Linked DNA regions of Homo sapiens: region 1 is linked to region 2. A link is a contact called in ENCODE Hi-C or POLR2A ChIA-PET data. All regions are on one chromosome and are shown on one strand. Each heading gives the region's core, a stretch centred on a gene start or an enhancer-like site at or near the end of the contact. The rest is flanking DNA. Distances are from core to core; before and after follow the strand shown. Region 1 holds the start of LNCAROD (lncRNA activating regulator of DKK1). Region 2 overlaps LOC124902426 (a long non-coding RNA gene).

Evidence for each region. A loop is a pair of places that touch in the nucleus more often than their neighbours do. ChIA-PET counts read pairs that join two places held with the same protein, here RNA polymerase II (POLR2A). Pooled maps may share reads with other maps.
Region 1: a loop to region 2 is called in a map of endothelial cell of hepatic sinusoid, with 2.7 times the contacts of the local background. The contact joins the promoter of LNCAROD here to the enhancer-like site in region 2. A Hi-C loop is called at or near these places in 10 of 168 maps with a recorded cell type or tissue (Caco-2, Calu3, HepG2 and 7 more), 1 of 37 single-sample maps with no recorded cell type and 5 of 50 pooled maps. POLR2A ChIA-PET finds 5 or more read pairs at or near these places in 4 of 52 experiments (AG04450, MCF 10A, PC-9 and 1 more).

The regions. Positions count from the first base shown.
Region 1 is chr10:52,468,201-52,472,459 of GRCh38, forward strand. It overlaps LNCAROD (lncRNA activating regulator of DKK1), which reads right to left and starts at 2,333. Exons shown (of 4, transcript NR_120641.1): 1 at 2,197-2,333. RefSeq lists an enhancer at 1,583-2,175.
Region 2 is chr10:52,565,501-52,570,248 of GRCh38, forward strand. All of the region lies in intron 1 of LOC124902426 (a long non-coding RNA gene), which reads left to right. All of the region lies in intron 1 of LOC105378305 (a long non-coding RNA gene), which reads right to left. Among named protein-coding and RNA genes, the nearest start is that of LNCAROD, 97 kb to the left of the region's middle. Within about 2 kb of position 1,556, at least 2 of the 41 ENCODE cell types and tissues checked have a DNase peak (open chromatin) inside an H3K27ac peak, as active enhancers do; they include PC-3 and Panc1, where a contact is called at or near this core.

The DNA.
Region 1 (4,259 bases), core at 1,083-3,582, 97 kb before region 2:
GCAAATATTTTCACCTCTACTATGAAACAGTGAAATAGAAGCTAGATGTTCAATAATAATCAATGTGCTGTAGAGTAGCTTGAAAGGTCTTTGAGGCTAGTCTTCTTTCCTAATTAACACAGCTCAAATGTGGCACTTGGGTGGCTTGGTCATGAAATTTTGGTAGTGTAATTTTGGCAGGGAATGGCAGTGGTGCAGGTTCCATGGTTTTACAAGTTCTGCAGCATTTGTGAAATTGTGGCTTACTGAGATAAGGGGAGATAGACTGTAGTGTAAATTGGGTTGCGCTGAACAGACAGATAGTATAATTGGCAATCACATTGTTAGCGACTACCAGCACCTCTGAGGCACTTGGTCTTTTTGAGGGAGTAGAAGGAGGGTAGAGAAACTGAACTCATTAGTTGGCTTTAAAATCTATTACTTGTAAAATGGTGCAGCCACTATGGAAAGCACAATGGCAGTTCCTCAAAAAAATTAAAATATGATCCAACAATTTCACTTCTAGGCATGCATCCAAAAGAAATGAAAGCAGGGACTTGGACAGATATTTTTACATCATGTTCATGGCACCATTATTCACAATATGGAAGCAACCCAAGTGCCCATTGACTGATAAATGGACAAAATGCAGTATATACATACATACCATGCAATATTATTCAGCCTTACGAAGGAAGGTAACTATGACACATGTTACACATGGATAAACTTAAAGACATTATGCGGAGTGAAATAAGTCAGTTGCAAAAGGAAAAATACTGTGTGATACTACTTATGTGAGGTACCAAGAGCAGTCAAATTCACAGAGACAGAAAGTGGAATAGTGGTTGCCAGGGGTTGGGGGAGGAAAGAATGGGGGGTTATTGTTTAAGGGGTATAGAGTTTGTATTTGGGAAGTTAAAAAGTTCTGGAGATAGATGGTGGTGATGGTTGCACAACAATGTGAAGGTACTTAATGCCGCTGAACTGTACGCTTAAAAATGGTTAAAATGGGCAGGTGCGGTGGCTCACACCTGTAATCCCAGCACTTTGGGAGGCTGAGTCAGGTGGAATACCTGAGGTCAGGAGTTTGAGACCAGCCTGGCCAACATGGCGAAACCCCGTCTATACTAAAAACACAAAAATTAGCCAGGCGTGGTGGTGCACACTTCTAGTCCCAGCTACGCGGGAGGCTGAGGCAGGAAAATCACTTGAACCTGAGAGGGAGAGCAGTTGAGATCGTGCTACTATACTCCAGCCTGGGCGACAGAGTGAGACTCTATCTCACAAAGAAAAAAAATGGTTAAAATGGTAAGTGTTGTTATGTATATTTTATCACAATTTAAATAAGAATAAAAGAAAAGAATCTAGTTTTCCTAACTTTTTCTTCTTAGAGTAGCTCTCTCCTGTGTTCCATGTGTGAACACAGTCTCTGCCAGTGGTCCACATTGTACAGCAGGCCAGATGCAATGCATGTGTACGACAAAGGGGTCATGTTCCAGATTGAGTTTTTGTTTTTCTATTTTATAATAACCCCATAACAAACCCTTTGCTTCCAGGTAGCTTTACGCCTGCTGGAATCTATTTCTTTGAAATGGAAAGTTTCACCACAGTACAAGTGTAACATTTTGTCTTTGCTCCTTGAAATGTTGTAAGCCACAGTTTAACAGGCAAACAATGGTGGAGGCCAATGAAATTACCCTTGGACAAAGGGTCTGCTGAGCAGTGTACTCTTGCCTCTACCATCAGTTTCCTTCATGAAATGAGCCAAACATTGACTGAGGCTCAGAGTGGAAAAGAATTTGTCCAAATTGGGCTCTAATGATAAAGAAGTATAAAGGAAAAAAAATTCCTTGGGAAAATTGATGCTGCTCCCTTCAGTTTTTGTAGACTATTTCCTATAATCTGCCTTGTGGCTTACCTTGCACTAAAGGAAAGCAATCCTTTCCTGTTAACATAACAAATAAAGACAAATCAGCAGGCTACTTAATGTGATGGTGAAGCATGGGCTCTGAAGTCAGTCTGCTTGTATCCCAGTCTTACCTCTAGCTGAGTGATCTAGGGCCTAGTTATGTAACCTCAGTTTCCTTATATGTAAAACAGGATGATAGTAATGGTATCGACCCCATGAAGTTGCTGTATGGATGAAATGAGTTATTATTTGTAAAGCACTTAAAGCAGAATGTGGTACCTAGTGTGGACTATATAAATACTCACTATTATTATTAGCTCCAGCATGCAGAGATAAACTCTCCAGGGCTGCTTGAAGGGTACAATGGCATCCTCATTACTGACTCAGGATGATGTGATGGAGCATGCACTTACAAGAGTTGGACAACTCATATTTCAGCTCAGGTGCAACCATTTATGCACTGTGTGACCTCAAACAAGTCACCTGAATACTTGAGCCTGAGTTTCATCACTACTAGAATTAGCAGTAAAAGAAACTGCCTTTTTCAGTCTCTTAATGTATAACTGTATGCATGCAAGTTGTAAAGGCTGTAATATTTCTGTTAGAATTATTATCTCTTCTTCTCTGTTTCTTTTACCTCTGGCCTGAAAGAAAGCGGAAAGAAAGCCTTTATTTTAAAAACATAATAGATATTTTAAATGATAGAAGTGGTATATATTTAATATACAAAATATGAAAAATAAGGAAAAGTATCTTAAAAATTCATTATTTTACACCTTAGAAAAAGCCACTATTAACGTTATGCTCTTTCTTAGTTACAATAATGTGTCTTAATGCTTAAGGTTTCTGTGTAGTTTTTTCTCTTCTCTGGGGCAAGATCGCAGTTGAGAAGGCCTATATATGAAACAAATTAAATGCTCTTGATTTTTTAAAGCTTCATTTTGTATAAGAAAATGGAAGATTTTATGTTCAGACTTATTGCTACAGGAAGAAAATGATAATAATTTGGCTATGTTTACAATGTCATATGAGAAGTAATTTCAAATATGCCTAATTCCATAGTATACCAAAAAATTAAAAATGGCTTTAATTTAATGTATTTTATTTCACTAATACTATGTACACCTGGGTAAAGAAGATAATGAATTATAAAGTTCTACAGTAAGGCCAGGCACAATGGCTCACGCCTGTAATCCTAGTGCTTTGTGAGGCTGAGGCAGGAGGACTACTTGAGGCCAGGAATTTGAGACCAGATTGGGTAACACAGCAAAGCTCCATCTCTACAGATTTTGTTTTTTTAATTAGCAGAGCATGGTGGTGCACGTGTAGTCCTATCTACTTGGGAAGCTGAGGTAGGTGGATTGCTTGAGCCCAAGAATAGAGGCTGTAGTAAGCTATGCATATTCCATTGCACTCCAGCCTGGGTAACAGAGAGAGACCTTGTCTCCAAATCAAACAAAAATAAAAACAAAGTCCTACAGTGTTTGCATGTATGACCTTAACAACTGTAAACAAAAATAAGGGCTTTCTTAAAGTGAGGCTATTTCTCTACTTGGAAGCAATCAATCCAAATAAACTCATTTCTGGAGAAATGAGTTGTCGGTCTGTGTTAGAAATGAATTTACCAAGGCTGGGTCATGACAGTAGTGTGGTTCAATTTCTCCATTGCTTATTTAAATTGCTATTGGGGTGAGAAAGCCTTGGGAAAAGCTGGCAGAAGACTTGGAAGAATCTAGGTGACTTCCTGCCTTTTAATAGTCACATATTACTTCTTGGAAAAACTGGCACTCATACTCTTCCCCATTTGTTGTGCCTCAACCTCCAGCCATCCATTCATCCTTCCCTTCCCTAATCCCCTCTCTCTATTCTTTGGAAGTCACAGAAGTTTTATATTAAGCATCATAATTCTCCACAATAAACAAAAGTATTAGGCATTTTCATGAAATAATCATTAGTCATTGGTATTATTTTTACCAGAATTAAAAACATTTCCGATAACTGAAAATTATGATTTGGTAAGAGGTAATGTCTTTGATCCTCCCTGCAATCTGGCTTTACTGGTGGTGGTAAATGAAACAATCCTCTTGCCCTGCTATAATTGTCTGCTATATTATATTCTTTCACGGAATTGTAGCTGAAGAGAAAGTAGAGATCATTCGCTGTGGGGAACATATTGAAGATCATAGATGGACCTCATGGTAAATATTTTTCCAAAACCTGCACCTTTTCAGACCAGTAACAGACCGACGGATGTGAAATGGATATTCTTTTTAACATGGATGTTAAATGTTTAACTGAGGCAATGGTTGATTGACATGTGTCTCTGTACATGAGAAACAAAGAAACCTGCTTTTCTTGTCCCAAGCCA
Region 2 (4,748 bases), core at 306-2,805:
GTATTAACTCCATTTTTATTTCCAAGTCTTTAGTGTTAATTTTATTTCCTTTCGTGTTACACTTTTGTCTTAAGAGTTCACAAAGTTTCTCATGATCAGTGGTGTTCTGGAGCTGGCACATATAACCTATCACATTAAAAATCAAAGGTAATAAATACTCAAAACCCAGCACTTCCTAAATATTGTATACATTTTAGTATCACCTATGTTGTCTAGGTAATTTTCCTTACTGAATCTATATGGTAGCAATAATACATAATCATGAGCTATTGAGCATCTCTTCTCAACTCTGTTCAGTGATACTGCATTAGTAGTTTGAAATGGGTCATGGTGAGAGTATTCATATCACTTAACCCACAGAGCAGGCAAATGCTATAAATCAGGGCTTGATTAATTGTTTTGTTTATTGTCTTTATTTAAGAAAGTGATACAGGAAACATTAATAATGCAGATTAAACTTAAAAGTGAGTCATGTCTGGAGACATTATACTGTGCAGCACAAAAAATTGAGAAAATAGTTTTCTAACACTTAAAAACTGTTACCTGATTCAGCATATACATCACTCACATAATAGATGAAGGAGGAAAGTTCTGACATTGGTCTTGCTGTTTCACGTTTATCTTTTTAAAATTTTTACTTGTTGTTTTGAGACAGTCTCACTCTGTTGCCCAGGGTAGAGTGCAGTGGTGTGATCACGGTTTACTGCAACCGCCGCCTCCTGGGTTCAAGTAATCCTCTCACCTCAGCCTCCCAAGTAGCTGGGACTAGAGGCACCCTTCACTACACCTAACTAATTTTCTTTGTATTTTTTTTTTTTTTTTGGAGAGATGGAGTCTCGCTATGTTGCCGCACTCGTGTCAAATTCCTGGCCTCAAGCAATCTGCCTGCCTTCACCTCCCAAAGTGCTGGGATTACAGGCGTGAACCACCGTGTTAGGGCCACTTTTATCTTAATGGGTTAAAAAAAATAAAAAAGGAAAGAAAAATCGCAGCCAATATTCACATCAGAACCACATGTATTTGTCAATTGCAGCTATGGGTTGGCTATGATTACAAGAGTTAGGAAAAATCAACAAAAGCTTACACATTCTTATATACTCAAAAGTTATTACAAGATGATGTACACACATACACACACGCACCCTCTTTTGTTTTGTTTTGTTTTGTTTGTTTTATTTTGTTTTGTTTTGAGACCCAGTTGTTAAACATTTACCAGCACTCCACTGGCTGCAACTTTCTATTTCATTTTCTATTTCATTGATTGAAGGTATAATTAGAAAGATAAGAACTTTTCAACAAAGCTTAAGATGTCTTCAGTATGAGAAAGCAAGCATACATGGGATCATTTTCTTGTAGAAATCATTGTAAAGCTTCAACTGCTCTCCTTGACATATAGGAACAGTAAGAACTTGACGCTGTAAAGCATTGCACAAAAATCAACCTTCCTACTGTGTAGCTGAAAGAAATTGCCTTTGGTAGTAAACAATAGTGTAGCAATAGCTAAATATTTCATGAAGAACTTTTTGTTACTTTTAAAAATTGATAAATATTTGTCAACTTGGAAAGAGTCCAAGAAATACAAACTATTTTTTTTACTTTTCTGCTTGATTTTGTTTCTTGTTTCCTGATATTTTTATACCATCTACCTCCTCTATGGTAATTCTGCCCCCTGCTGGAAATGGGTAGATGATAATTTCCCCCCGACTAGGAATTCAAACTATTAAAATACTGTAAAAACATTTAAAAAAAAAATAGAGAAACATTTTCTTAGTAGTGCCCTCAGGTCAATGAGCTTTTCATATAACAGTACTGTATTTGTCATTATAGAAATTAACATTTATCTTACATCTCGTGGTAAGAGATTTATGTTATTTCTCCCATTAGGTTGATGGAGCTCGTACTTTCTCCCTCCCCGGAAATTTGGTACAGTGCTCTGAAACATTTTAGTACTTAAATATACTACAAGAGCATTAACTTCCTTGATTTTAATTTCTTTCCATTTTGAAACATTTCTTTTTTATAATTATAATTTCAGATAGTAGTCATTGTCCTATTAACTAGTAAGCCTATTTCAAGTGCCTACTATTTATCTAACTCTGTGCCAAAGGCTGAGGGATTTTTCCAACATGAGGATCCTGCAGATGCTTTTCCTTTTGTTTCTTCTAAATAATTGTCATGAGCATATGGACACACTGACTGATCAGATATAACTAACCCATCAGGTATCCCTTTTTCCTTCCCTTGTTATAAACTTAGAACGTATGTTGTGTCTATTCATAAGACCATCTGATGTTCAGTTTTGAGTTAGACTCATTCCTAACTCACTTAATGTACAAATACTTCTTTCTGTTCATTTTTACCTATTCCTAGTTTATATCAATTTAAAATGTTTTATTTATCTTAGAAGTCACTTTAAATCCTTTTGAAAATAAGATGAAGCCAAAGCATAAAAATTAAATTAAAATGTTGGGGGACGGCTACCCAAGAAAAGTTTAGGTATAATTTGTATTCATATGGAGCTTGCAGAACACCTAGAAAGCTGCCATTTATAACCCATCATTTTAAGTCACATTTGCTTATGGCTTCTTGGATGGCTTCCTGGTCCCTTTTTTTTCTCTGGAAGCTTGATAGCAGCAGAAAGTCAGAGCCAACAGATAACTTAGACCAAAAGTTCTAAGCTGGGAGGTTTGTTATAAATGTCTTCCATATAACACTAGCCTCCTAGGCCATTTAAGGCTAGAGTTCAATTAAGCAAAATTTAAATCTAAATGTCAGTGTGGTAGAGAGGGATCCTTACCATAATCTGATTTATCGCTTGGTTATTACGATCATTTTGTTCTATTCTCCACCCTGGACTAATGAAAGACTATTACCATAGAGCCATGACAAGTTTTATTCTCTTGAACTGTCTAGCTTTGTTACTTTCCCTTGCTAATAGTCACTTACTGAGTCAGAGATGCTGCAGACATTGCAAATAGAATGATTCCTCATATGTCACTAGGGATACAGTTTTCTGAGATACAGATCTAGCAAGGGCATGAGAAAGAGAAGAAAGCAAAAAAGAAATCATCTCTGCTAATTCAATTGTGGGTTTCCTTGGATCAAAGACTACCTATTACAGCATACCAAGTTCAAGACTATTCATAGGATGCTGGAGGCCCTCTCCTCATGATTTATATTAAGCACTATACATGGTACACATGTGGCCTCTATGGAAGTATACTTAAATGATTCTTTTTTATCACTGGCAGACTAAGGAATAGCATACAAGGAGGTCTCGTTCTAGTGATGCTGTTTAAGTACTAGAAGGTCAGAGGAAGTGAAGAAAATAAATAGACAAAAGAAGAAAGATGCATATATTGAACAGCAAGTAGGACTAAATCTCAAAGGAGCAAATAAAAATTTCTAGCAAATGACATAACTCCATTTGAATATACAGCCAACAATTAAAATGTCAGGGAATTTGGTTCCCAGGGTTTTAAAACAAAGGGGAAATACTCAAATATCCCATTGGTGGGCATTAGGATTATTTTTAAATGACTATTTTTACCTCTGGTTAAGAGAACACACTTCACTGGGGAAAAATAGGTGAAAAATTGTTGATAGGTATCATTTTCTCAATTCTGCTATTCAATAAGTAATGGCTACAAATTTTAGTATAAAACATATGTGTTCAAAAAATCAAATTTTCTGTATTTGTTATAACTTTACTTCTATTTCAAGCCTATGTTGTTCCATTAGTGGCAGACTCTTAATCACAATCAGTTTAAAATAATCTCGTTGTAATCGGAGTTTCCTCAGGCAACTGAAGCCACCCCTCCTTCACCCAAACTTTTCCCTAGGTCTAGTGTCTAAGTTCTAGGATGTTGATAGACAGCAAAGGCATTGAGAGCAGGAGTGGAAGGGGGAACATAAATCTCCCTCAAGTCATTTGTATACACCAGCATCAGCTGAGAAATTCTTATCCCACCTCTGTTTGTCAATCCAAGAAGATCTCTGCCTTGTCTTCCTTATTCCAGAAAAAGTCAGCCATGTGCTTCTCATTCCACAGCGTGGGCTCTCCAGCCCTGGGTTCTCTCATCCATTTCCATATCCTTCTTGGGTGCATGTGGACATGCGACCTCTCCAAGGTAAACAGAGTTCAGAGGAACCCTATGGGGCTTGTCTCTTCCCAGCCTCTATTCCAAAAGTGATATATAGGACCACCTGACTTCAAAACCCACAAATAAATCTGGTGGCTCTAACGTTCTCCTTCCTACTTAGCCTGAAGGTGTGGGGAAGGGCAGGAAAGCCTTTATAGAGAAAATGAAAAGCCGACATCTAAATATTGTTTTCCCTTTGTTCTTAACCAGCTTGGTTTAGGTTCTTAACCTTGTGGCAGGGTTTCAGCTGGGAGAACATAAGGAAAAATGTCCTTTATTATTTAAGGTATAAGTTTTATGCCCCATGTCTTTTCTAGACAATATTTTATTTCTCAGAACAAGAAAATTGAAATTCAAAACCCAAATATTGACAAACATCTCCCATCTCTCTTTCTCTTCAATGTCGTCTTTCTTCCCTTAGGTACTAAAGATGAAATGTTATAGCTATCCAGGTTGAGGAAAATGCAGTATTTGTTAAAAAAAAAAAAAAAAAAGCATCTCAACAGATCATACAATTATCCATAAATTGTATTGGAATCTTTCTCCTTTTCCCCTTCCTCTCTTCCCTCCCTTTTTTCTTTCTCTTCTTCTTTTTCCTCCAGCTGT